Linked DNA regions of Homo sapiens: region 1 is linked to region 2. Evidence: chromatin contacts called from ENCODE Hi-C data. All regions are on one chromosome and are shown on one strand. Each heading gives the region's core, a stretch centred on a gene start or an enhancer-like site at or near the end of the contact. The rest is flanking DNA. Distances are from core to core; before and after follow the strand shown. Region 1 overlaps CREB5 (cAMP responsive element binding protein 5). Region 2 overlaps CREB5 (cAMP responsive element binding protein 5).

Region 1 (6,185 bases), core at 233-2,732, 110 kb before region 2:
TGAGGATGCTTTTTGGTATTTTGTTCATTGTTATTATACAGCATTATTGAATGCCCACATTGTATTAAGAAACAAATTAGATACAGTCTGTGAACAGAAATTCAAAATGTGAAAGGTGATTGAAAGGAAAGACCAGTTAGGTAGTAATGAATTCTGAAGTCCAGCTGTTCCATCCGGAAAAGAAATTTTAAAAGGTTCTGATATTTCTCTAAGTGTTTCAAAGCCTTTTAGTCCTTGTCTATGTGAAATTATAATAATCCCCCCTCCACCAGATTTTTCCTGTCACATTCTCATGTCATAATAGTCAAGGGCTTGTATTTAGCCTGTATGGCTTCAGGAGAAACCATGAAAATAAGTGATGCTTACAAGAGGGGTACAAAATCTCAGTCAACTCGTTTTACTTATTTATAATTAATTTATCATGCATGCTTGACTCTCTCCTCCACTCCCCCTCAAAGGATATGAAGTGCCTTTTTTCTTTTTTAAACAAGCACTTACATAGCAACTATTATTTGCCAGCCAAATAATAAGGTTCTGAGCACTTTAAAAAATTAACTTAATAAAAATAAAAGACATGCATTCTATATTTTGTTGCAATAGAAATGTATATGTATATATATTTAAAACCATAAAAATAGCATGCAAGAGAGGAAGAAATTCTCATCATCTAGTCAACTTCCTTTGGTTGAGTAATAAATTTTTTTTTTGATAGACATGTGTATGTAGAAGACTAAGGAATTAAGTTCATTCATTCCTCAAGATAGTCAAAGCTGGCTTCTTAAACTGAACTATAAGAAAGATGTGTATTTCATCCATATTGTCTTCATTTCTGATAGAATGGTTTTACCTCAAGTGTGTGCCCTTGATTTTACTAAAGACATTTTTCCAAGAACAGTTTCGTGAAGCCCGTGGTCGGGGTGTGGTTTTAGATATTCTCCATTGCATTATTCATGATTTCTTATATGAAGCCCTGTGTGAGGAAATTCTTGCAGATCTGAATTCCAGGAAATGGTTTGCTTCCCCTGAGGAACTGAAATATTTTTCTCCTTATGGACATGAGAATCATGTAACTGGTTCTGTTTCTCTTTTCGCTTTGACTGCCAGGTTAACACAAAGCCAAGTTTACTGCTAAACTTTGAAAACCTTTTCGAACATTGTGACGAGCATATTTTACTTCCTCCCTAGACCAGACTTTCAGTTCTAGTTTATATTTTCTCTGGTTCTGATTTTTAATTTAAAAAACATTGTCATGCTATACATGTTTCGTGAGTTGCTTTAAATTTCTTGTGGGTTGAAAAAGAGTATAGATAATTAAATTTTAAAAATTAAAATAATTAAGCAACCAAAGTAAGAAAAGGAACTATTGCAGCTGTAGAAACATGTTATTTTCTCTCTTTTAAGTGTTGCTCATAGCCATGTGATGCTTTCATGATAGGTGTGTGGGTGGGGAACGGCCAGCCTCCCCATGGTCTAGGGCCAGCATCTCAGGACACCGCCGTCTCATGCCTCAGCCTCACTTGCACGCATGGGAAGCTGGACAATATTCAGGCTGTTGAGGCTTCTTCTTCCTTTGCCTCATTCAAACCAGAGGGGCCAAATCCAGCCTCAGGTGGCCATGGTTACACGAGAGGGCATTGTCTTGAGGGCTAAACCACAATGACTCCTCTGGCAGCAAAGACGGCTGTGTTGGTGGCTTTGGCTCTGGCATTTCTTTGGAAGTCACAGGGCAGGGAAATGAGGAGTAGGAATAATGCTCCCCCGCCTGACAATATTCTTTTACCTACCCCTTTGACCAGGTTTTTCCAGCTGTCAACATCCTTGGCATCCTGCCACCCCAGCTCTTCTTTCCCTGCTTAAAAAGCAGAAACACAGGTTCTTATTCAGTGCCTATCTTATCATTTTTTAGTATTCTTTTCTTTTTCCTTTTGGTCTACATTCTGACAATTATTTCTTTTTAATTCTACATCTCTAGTTGTCTTCTGATTTCTTTTCCTCTGAGTCTTTAGACTTGCATTGGTTCCCTCATTAGGTTTTAGTAAAGTGGAAGATGGATTAATTTATCTGGAGAATTTGGCTAAAGAAAGTTCTTGCTTGAACTTTCTATGTGTCTTACACAAAAAATATTGGAAAGATTGGACTGGTTCTGCACACCACCTTTAAAACTTCTAGCTGCAGTTGGTCTAGAAAATTCTGTTAAAGAGCAAATAGAGAATTGATCCTTACTTGACCCATGTGGCTGTCCATTGGGGAAAAGTCTGTTGTACAGACTCTGTCTCTAATCCCAGCATCCTTTTCCAGAAGCATCCCAATGTGTATATAGAATCAGCGCAGGCTGTAAGCAGGTTATGTCCACTGGAGAAAGCCCTCATTATCTGTATTAATACTATACATAGCAGACAACACGTTCCATAATAGCCTCAATTTCCATATTAATAGAAGCTTATAACCTCATAAATCTTTAATAAGAGAATTGTTTCCCCTTAGAAAAGCATGTTGTAATTCACTATCAGGTATCATAAATGTCAACTTGCCAATGGCTTAGAACTCAGACTAGTTCATATCCTGAAATATATAAGAAATTTTGTTCATCATTTTTCATTCAAGAAACATTTTCAAGTGCCCACCACATGGCAGGCACTGTCCAAGGCATTGTTGAATATACCACTGAATAAAGATGATAAAAAACAAACAAAAATACCTGCCTTCAGGTAGTTTACCTCTAGGGGGCAAGAGAAACAATAAATATGTGAAAAAAAAATCTATAACATGTCAGATGGTGATAAGTGTGATGGAGAAAGGAATAGCAGGGAAGGGGCACAGGGCATGCTGCGGGTGGTCAGGCAGGCATTGATGGTTAGTAGATGTGCAAGCAGAGACCCAAAGTGGGAGGAGGTCTGAACCAGGTACGTACTGGGGAGAAGAATGTTTCAAGCTGAAAGCACATAAGTGCAAAGGCCTGAGGCTGGAGGGTGCTCTGTGTGTTGGAGGAATTACAAAGAGACCCAAGGCGGGTGTAATAAGGCTAGAGATCCGGGTCTGGGAGGGCAGATCCTGGGAGGCCTTGTAAAGGGGCTTTGGCTTCAACTGAGTGAGATGGGAAACTATAGGACAATTTTTTGGGCTTTTTTTGAGACAGGTTCTTACTCTGTTGCCCAGGCTGGAGCGCAGTGGTGCAATCTCAGCTCACTGCAGCCTCGACCTCTTGGGCTCAGTTGATCCTCCCACCTCAGCCTCCCAAGTAGCTGGGACTACAGGTACCCACCACCATGCCCGGCTCATTTTTCATATTTTTTGTAATGATGGGGTTTCACCGTGTTGCCCAGGCCGGTCTCAAACTCCTGGACTCAAGTGATCTGCCCGCCTCAGCCTCCCAAAGTGCTGGGATTACCGGCGTGAGCCACTGTGCCCAGCCAGGACAGTTTTGAGCAGAAAAGTGAGAGGATTTGACTTACATCTTAGGAAGATCACTTTGGCTGCTGAGTTGAAAGCAAACTATCGAAGAGCAGTGGCTGAGAGAGAGACCAGTTGAGACGGTATTGAAAGAATTTAGATTAGAGATGATAGCAGGTTGGCTCAAGGTGGAGATGGAGGCAGTGGATAGATTCTGGATACATTTTGAAGAGAGAGCCAACAGGATTTGCTGATGGTTTAGATTGGGAAGTAATAGAAGCAGCAAAACCAAGGATGAACCCGGGTATTTGGCTTGAGCAACTGGAAGGATGGGATTGCCTGTGGGAGGAGTGGGTTTAAGGGGAAAATTGGGGGTTTCTTTTTAGATTTGCTAAGTGGAGATGCTGGACCAGCAGATGGATATATAGGTTTGGAATTCAAGGGAGAAGACCAGCCTGGAGATGCAGATTTGGGAGTCACTAATGTAGAAACGGTGTTTATGTACTTGAGATTGGGTGGAGTCACCTGAGCCAGAAGTGAATAGAGATGAAGTAGAGAGGTCTGAGCATGAGCTGGGCGGAATCTTCCAGAATTCTCTGACACAGAGGATTGCACTCCCCTCCGTGGTCAGAGACGACGCAGGAGACCATGAGGTATGAAGAATGAAATCAAGTAGGGAAGCCCAGCCCTAGCAGACATGTTGAATGGACAACTGGCATGTTGATTTTGTGTTCCATGTTAGAGGAAAGAAAAACAAAAATATTTTTAAAAACAGAAAAAGAAAAAAAGAGGTGTGTGAATTTTCCTTTTATGTTTAATGACTTAAAAAAGAAATTGCATAATACACATCTAGGAGATGGGAAATAGATTTATCATATAATAACTGTGTGTGTGTGTGTGTGTGTATGTGTGTGTGTGTAAGGAAGGACGGGTAATTGAAGGGACTAGAAATGAACTCCTTTGTCCTGCTAAGAGAAACATAACATTACAGCCTAAAGTGGTTAAAGACCCTGAAGATGAAAAGTGTGGTGTATAAGTGCTAAGTGTTGTTATTCTCCCATAGGACCTAAATCGGACTCATTATGCTGATGCAGCAATAGGAAATTAGGACATTTCCATGCTCTAGAATTCCTACCAAAATGATTAAAAGTGAAGTCCATCCCCAGAGAGTATTGACTGTTTAACACATGGAACAAGGGACAAGCTACAGTCTTAAGATCTTGGATCCCAGCTCAACAGGAGTCACAGAACAGGGCATGGTGGGGTCAGCCTCAGCTCCGCAAAGCAGGCTGTTTAATCTGATTAAATTCTGTACCTGGAAATCATGTTACCCGATGCCACCCATTACTTGGGGCAAGAAGGTGCGGAAGGAGAGGCACTTTGCCTTCTTACACTATCTTGTGCCCATCAGCCGCTAGCCAGCATCGCTGCTCTGTGGGGAAGGTATGAGTGGTGCTGGATGGAAAATAAAAGATGCCAAGTTGAGCAAACTTGCAACAGCTGCACATTTCCGGTTATGCTAACATGTTGCTTCTCTGATATTTGTGTAAAACAATCCTTCCCTCCCCCCAGAAGTATGGAGAAAAAGAATATTCTGAAACCTAAACTTGGTTTTATCCAGGTTTTGAAAATGTCCCCGTGTTTGCTTAATCCTAGTAGATGAGGCTGCTTTTGATCTTTTCATTTTTTTTTTTTATCAGCATGACTGAAAGGAAACACTCATTGACAGTGATATTGGAGATGACAACCTCTTTCTTCCACCACCCCAATGACTGAAAACCCTAAGGCTTATATTATAAGGATTCTTTTTGTCCTCCCATTTCAGTGCACTACAAATGTAAATCACGTTCAACTTTCTCCTTGCAGGTTAAAATTATGCCCTCATCTTAGGTGGAATTTGACGCTGGAAGGGAATTTGACTTGATCTTTGCATCCCACTCAGGGGAATGACTAAACCAGTGGATAAACTGGAAGCTATTTCATGTGTTTTAGGTCACTAGGATTTAGGAATAATGAGTACAATCTTAGCAGGGATTATTAAGAGTTGGTATTTACTTCCACATATGTGAATGAATGTGATCTCAGGTTCTGCTTCAACTTTAAAATGGAGTGGAGTTCTTTTCAACTCATAGGAGTTCATTTTTGGTTTGTTTTTGGGTTTTTTGGTGAAAAGACAGGGTATCCTGAAAGTAGCAATATACATAGTCTATTGTCTTGCAAAGAGTGGACACTTAATATTAAGTGTTCGATGTAGATGATGAGAGCAGCTCAGGAAGCTGACAGCTTAGAGGAATACTGGCTAAGATGGTGACAGATATTTGTTCATCATCTCCCTTGGCGAGTTTGCATATTCGGGTTATTTGGATCTTAATTGATGAATCCTTACAAGCTAATTTTCACAGTAAAGAAAAAAAGTATTTTATCTTTTGCGACTGGGGACTTGATTTTGAGTGCTTGATTATTTGGCAGCTGGTGGCTCTGTCTTCAACCAGTGTTAACAGGCAAAGTGAAGGGGGGAGGTGGTTGTGACAGTAATTTCAGACGAATGTCTCCTAGCCTGTGGCAGCTTTCATTGTTCTCTGAGTTCAGTATTAATTATTTAAATTATTTATCACAGGTTTTATTTGTTTTATTTATTTTTTATTTTTTGGAGATAGAGTCTTACTCTGTGGCCCAGGCTGGAGTGCAGTGGCGCCATCTCGGCTCACTGCAAGCTCCGCCTCCCGGGTTCACGCCATTCTCCTGCCTCAGCCTCCAGAGTAGCTGGGACTACAGGCGCCGGCCACTACTCCTGG
Region 2 (6,263 bases), core at 924-3,423:
ATGATTTATAAAGAACTTTCCAAAACAGAATATAATTTGATTCTTGTTAGAGGCTCTATCATTCTCACTTTATAGATAAAGAAATTGAGGAATTCGTTGGTTAAGAAAATAAAAATAGCCACTCTCATTGGGCACATGGCCAAGTCCTGTTCTAAACACTTTAGATTTAACTCATTTAAGCCTTTAAATCATCTTATGAGGCAGATATCATCATTATTGTCCCCATTTTGCTGCTGAAGAAAGCAGGCATGGAGAAGTTATGAACTTGCTCAAAGGCCTGCAGCTAGTAAACAGTAGAGGTGGGGTTTGAACTCAGCCATCGTGGCTCCAAGGTTACACTAGATGGCCTATAGCTTGGATCTGGAAGAGAAGATCTTTCCAAATCTGCCATTCATCCAACAAAGCAGACACCTGGATCTCACAGGGAATGTTCCTCACTGGCAAATGTTTCTGCTGGACAAATGTCTTCTCTTTTATTGGCCTGTTATAACTAGAGTGGACTTTGAGAGCGCTAAAAAGAGAACATTGTTTGCTGCCTGTTTATTTTTCCGTCATTCTACACTGAGACAGGCACCATCCTCTTCAGTGAGAAAACCACACAAATAAACCCCCTTCTTGAGCTAGGCATGGTGGCTCATGCCTGTATTCCCAGCTACTTCAGAGACTGGAGGATCACTTGAGGCCAGGAGTTTGAGACCAGCTTGGGCAACATAGCAAGACCCTCATCTCTAAAATAAATGTGTCATGTACATAAAACTATCATTCATGAAATAAAATAAGCCCACCTCTGTTACTCCAGGATGACGATGAAGGAAACCCTGAGAATCAAGAGGGCATTTCCAAGTCTTGTGGGGAGCAGAGGCTCATAGGAAATAGCACTGAACACAGAGCCAGACAACCTGGATGTTGGTCATGTGCCAAAGGTGAGATCTTAGGTTAGTTGTATTTTCTGAGCCTCGGGTGTATTAAGGAAGAGGCAGAGCCTCTTCTGCCCATTTTCTGTTATAAAAAATATGTGAAAATTATTTGAAATACTATACATTACATGCCATACTTTTAAAAATGAAATTTGATGGGTTTCTAAGCCTCTGCAGAATTTGGGCATCATTTTAATAAAATAGACTTGATGAAGTGAAGCTTCTCAAAATAATAATTTTTAAAACGGTACAATTTTAACTGGGGATATATTTAATCTGTATAGATAAGGGAAACAATTTTTGCAGTCGTCTCATAGATTCTTCTAGAAAAACTCAGAACAAACCAAACTTTTTAGAATTTATTTCACTTTGTTCTTGTTTTATTATTATTATTTTTAAAGAGGCAGGGTCTCACTATGTTACCCAGGCTGGTCCTTTAATTTCTTCCATATGGAAGTCCTTTTATTTCTTCTATAACTAAATCCATTTGGAAGAGGGGGGTGCCACTCATACCTAGTGTCTCAGTGAACAGTGCTAAAAGGGAATTCTGTGATTAAAGAATCATAGAGCTTCTTTTCCCTGTGAAAGCACACCCTCTAAGGCTGTGTCTCAGCATCTCCAGATCTTCACGCTCTGGTGCCTAATAAAAGATCATCGTTATCTCTGGAGGGAATTCTCTCAGGTAGTGAAGGTAGGCAGAAGGTAAGTTTCTAGATACAAATTATATTTGGCCTCGTGGAGATACTAGGAACTGTATATCCAGGAAATGCCTATTCCCTCCTCTTTTCCATAACTGGCCTCAGGCTCGCCCCATTTTAACCCTCTCATTGACATCCAGAGCCGCTACGGTCAAAGAGGAGGCGGCCACGAATTGACCTGAATTCAGTAATAAGCCTATCTAGTCAACCACTTCAGAGTCAGGAGTTGTCTATACAGATAGCCAAGTCTTCCTAGAAATACTGTTACCAAAGAGAGAATCAAATGGAAAAAAGACACAGTCTGTGATCCAGTCGGTATTAAAGAATAAAGGAATACTTGCTGGAATTAACATTTCGCAAACCCAATAAGAAGTCCCTAAAATTAATTTTACCTAAATCCCAGCCCCAAATTTGGAATTGAATGCTAATCCAAAAAGTTATGTTAAATCTCTACTTCCAAAATAATTTTAGAATGATGTGGCCATTTCCACAGGCCTAATATGGCAGCATCTCCCAAGGGCCATCAGAACCAAGTGGCCTTGGAATTGTGCAGTGAGACGAGGACAGCCCCTTGAGACATCCAGATTAGAATCAGTCATAAGGTCCAATCTAGTCTTGGCTGGCCTTGGGGATTCGGGGTTGGGGGGTGGGGGTCACAGGGCATCCACATCTCTGGTAGCATAATTCTTGCCAGGTCAGGTGGTGTGTAAAAAATTATAGGCATGCAGGGTCACTGGAAAATGTTGAGAGCCAGAAAGTTTGGGTTATGATAGTTATGAACAAGGGAAAGTATTTACAATACCCCTTTTGCCCCAAAATAGATTTTAAACACTATACAAGCACAATGGAATGTGTTCATTCATTTCTAACCGGATTGTCTTCTACTCTCATGTTTAGGTCATAGCTATTTCTAGGCTTTCATGTGACAAGACCTTCACAGACTAAATTCAGTGGTGTCACCTTCTGAACAAAGTGGCCACATGCGCTGTGGTTTTCCCTTGTTTATTTTGTCTTGTTTTGTTTTACACAGCCAGTATCACTAGCCTCCTGATCAAGGTTAGTAGATAGAATTCAACCCCGTTCATTTAAAAGAGTGATAAATTTATGCCAGCCCATGATCTCACTCCCCTGAGTAGCAGAATGTGTCTGTGGTGCGCTGTGAAGTCAACCTTCCGGACACAAGTGTTCTGTGTGACCCTGAAACTACACCTGAAAGACAGGATGATGTCGTCATACCAAGCAAGCATTCTGACTGCAACTTAAAGTATTAAGGACAACATATATCCAGAGGTGAAAAGAAAATGAAAATGGCTGATTTATTGTTTTAATTGAGGAAGAGCCTGTAATCCAAATAAACTATGTTGATGGAAAAGACTCACCCAAACGCCAAGGTGAAATTTCCTAATACTTCTGCCAATTTGTTAGCGAATAGATGATGAGGAAGTCTCAGGTGGATTCTACTTGTACAAGGCCAAAAAAGATCTTATTACCAGGGTGGAGGTCAATGATTAACACTGTGATATGAAGTCATATTTCTTGTAAAGCAGCTCTTTGCAGTGTGCCAGGTTTGAGATAGTGTGCACACAATGTGACTACTCAACAATTAACGTGTTTTCCTGTGAGCGAAACTTGGTGAGGAGGGTGGCACATTTCTCTTTCCGCAATGTGAATTCTTACACATATACACACATTCTCTCTCTCTCTCTCTCACACACACACACACACACACACACACACACACACTCCCCACACCCTTCAATCATATATCCCCTTAGAGATGTTCATTACATCAGCCATGCAGAAGGAGAAAGAAAACCCTTACCCACCTGTAGCCACCAGACATGCCCTCTATAAGGCAGCTATTTACAAGACTATGAAGACATGCTCTAGAAATGAAGGGACATGCAAAGGCGTAGAAAGAACAAAAAGAAAATTACACCATTCTATAACTGCCAGGGCTGAGAAGAACAGAATATTAGCTGACATTTCTTAAAATTGTGTTCTGTGTACTGAGTACTTTATATGCTTTATCTTGTTTAATCCTTACATCAACCTCTTGAGGTACAGATTATATTTATTACTGTTTTAGAGATGAAGAAACTGAGGCTCAGAGATGTTCAATGACTTATTTATGGGCACACAAGCCATTCTAAATCACCATGGAATGCAAGTTAAAATATTCCCACCAGCTGGGTGTGGTGGCTCATGCCTGTAATCCTAGAACTTTGGGAGGCCGAGGCAAAAGGATCACTTCAGCCCATGGTTTCAAGACCAGCCTGGGTAACATAGTGAGACCCCCATCTCTATTTTTGAAAATAATAATAATTTTAAAAATACTCCCACCTTCTTCTGGTTTTTTTCTTTTTGAGACAGAGTCTTGGAGTGCACTGGTGCAATCTCAGCTCACTGCAACCCCCGTCTCCCGGGTTCAAGGGATTCACCTGCCTCAGCCTCCAGAGTAGCTGGGATTACAGGCACCCACCACCATGCCCGGCTAATTTTTGTAGTTTTAGTAGAGACAGGGTTTCACCATGTTGACCAGGCTGGTCTTGAACTCCTGACCTCAGGTGATCCAGCTGCCTCAGCCTCCCAAAGTGCTGGAATTACAGGCATGAGCCACTGCACCTGTCCCCATCTACTTCTTTATAGGAGGATGCATGGAATGGCAACTTATCACTGCGTCCAGCCCATAGGAATACAGGCATACCTAGAATACGTTCTGAGCATGCACACATAGATGTACCATGTACAGTCAAGCTAATCTTCCTGTTACCAAAAGTTTTGTCCTTGTGATTGCCTCTAGGCATATTCTAATATTTTTAGCCAGAGTCATCATAAAAAAGAGTCTTTATATGTCAAAATAGCTTTATAGATCAAACTGCATGATCTGAAATGCCGCTTCTCTGTTTGCGAGGGTTAAATGGTTGTCTCAGGCCAGAGTTTAGTTCATATTCTATAAATGGCTCTTACTCCTTGATCTGACTCACTGTATGTATTACAGCAAAGTCACTTACAGATCAAGATTTATTTTTAGAATCTTAAAGAAACAGATTCTACAGGGAGTGTTTGTGTCTGACCACAGACTAATTTGAGTGAAAACATATCTCAGTGAGGAACTTTCTTTCCATTTGATTCCCCTGCCCGTGGCTTAATGATAAGTCTCTTCATGTCATGTTAAATGGTTTTGAATTATTTAACAGCAGAATGACAGAATTTTATGCCAACATCATACATAGCAGAGGAGTTTTGTGGTATGCAAGTAAGAGAATCTTTTTGATTTTGAATAAAATAATGCATCAGAAAACTATGCAGAATATTAACGTTCATAAAGATGGGGGGAGATTGTATAGTCTACTTTGCCACTTTGTAACAGAGATTTTCTCTAAGATCAAAACCCAGGGATATGATAAGAACAATGATGATGGTGATGATGATGGTGGTGATGACAACTTCCTCCATTATCACCTTTAGCAGAGATTCTGGATTCATCCCTTAAATAAATATGACATGCTGCCCTCTACAGGTATTCAACCTAAACCAGATAGTCTGAAGCCGTTACAAATAGATAAAGCACTCTGAAATACACAGACCAATAAGTAAGTGCAAATGAAATATTGAGGCCAATTAAATAAGGAAATCCTTTAGACTCTGCACGTCTAATTTGCGTGAATTCTAAAGCCAAAGAAGAATCAAGCGTTTACTATTTCATTTTAATGTTCTCTTCCAAGTTTTTGAGTGCGTATACTTGAGCCTATCTATGTCAGAAGCAGGGAAGAACAGTTGGGAATTTGTGAACTCATTTTCTGTTTACTCTTGAAAAAGTTAATTGCCCTTTGGTTTGGCTAAGACCTATTTGATAACAGATGCTTAATGAATGATTAATAAGTAATAATGCGTGTGGAAATCCCAAGTTTGTTTGCAATTTAAAAAAGTTGAATTTCATACCATAGGTAGCCAACATTTTTAAAGATTAACAGGCTGTGTACAAAAAGAGGGTCTATCTGGCTCCTTCTTTAAGCCTCCACTTCTGCCTCACCCCAGTAAATCCTCTTGTTACTTTGGTGTCTAAGTTGAACATTTTTCTCAAATTGTACTTCGTTTTTCCTTGTTCCGCCAACAGACGTGAAAAAAAAAAAAAAAAACAATCTTGAAGAACTGATTTCTTATGCCTGCCTCCTACCCTGAGTTTACTCGCTGAACTTCTGTTAATTGTAACTCTTCCCTATAAAAGGAAAGGCTGGCCCAGATGGTCTGACAGCTCCTAGTGCTCACTTTGTGATATGGGTCAGTGAGTGCTTGGAGCATCAGCTTCAGAGCCAGGCAATCCTAGGTTCATGCCCAGTTTCCTACACTGACGTGCCTGGATGACTCTGGGCCAGTTATATAATATCTCTGAGCCTCAGTTTCCCATCAGCAAAATTGGTACAGTAGTATCCACCATGTTGGATTTTTTTTTTTTTTTTTTGGTGAGGATTTAAAAATACAGAGTAAGATAAAAGATTTCATAAGCAGCATTTCATGTAATTCCCATGGCTACATTATAAGGCAGAAACTATTATTAACCCCGTTCTACAGATGAGGAAATGAGGCTTAGGGAAGTTAAGCAACTGAATTCAAGTTACAGGGCTAGTACCTGTGGAGTTGGATT

The links. Hi-C counts contacts between places; a loop is a spot of excess contacts on that map. Pooled maps may share reads with other maps.
Region 1: a loop to region 2 is called in a map of Calu3, with 2.7 times the contacts of the local background. The contact joins two enhancer-like sites. A Hi-C loop is called at or near these places in 5 of 168 maps with a recorded cell type or tissue (Calu3, OCI-LY7, PC-9 and 2 more), 11 of 37 single-sample maps with no recorded cell type and 8 of 50 pooled maps.

Annotation. Positions count from the first base shown.
Region 1 is chr7:28,508,374-28,514,558 of GRCh38, forward strand. The region is part of intron 4 of CREB5 (cAMP responsive element binding protein 5); the gene reads left to right. Among named protein-coding and RNA genes, the nearest start is that of CREB5, 99 kb to the left of the region's middle. Within about 2 kb of position 1,483, at least 7 of the 41 ENCODE cell types and tissues checked have a DNase peak (open chromatin) inside an H3K27ac peak, as active enhancers do.
Region 2 is chr7:28,618,937-28,625,199 of GRCh38, forward strand. The region is part of intron 5 of CREB5 (cAMP responsive element binding protein 5); the gene reads left to right. Among named protein-coding and RNA genes, the nearest start is that of CREB5, 210 kb to the left of the region's middle. Within about 2 kb of position 2,174, at least 2 of the 41 ENCODE cell types and tissues checked have a DNase peak (open chromatin) inside an H3K27ac peak, as active enhancers do.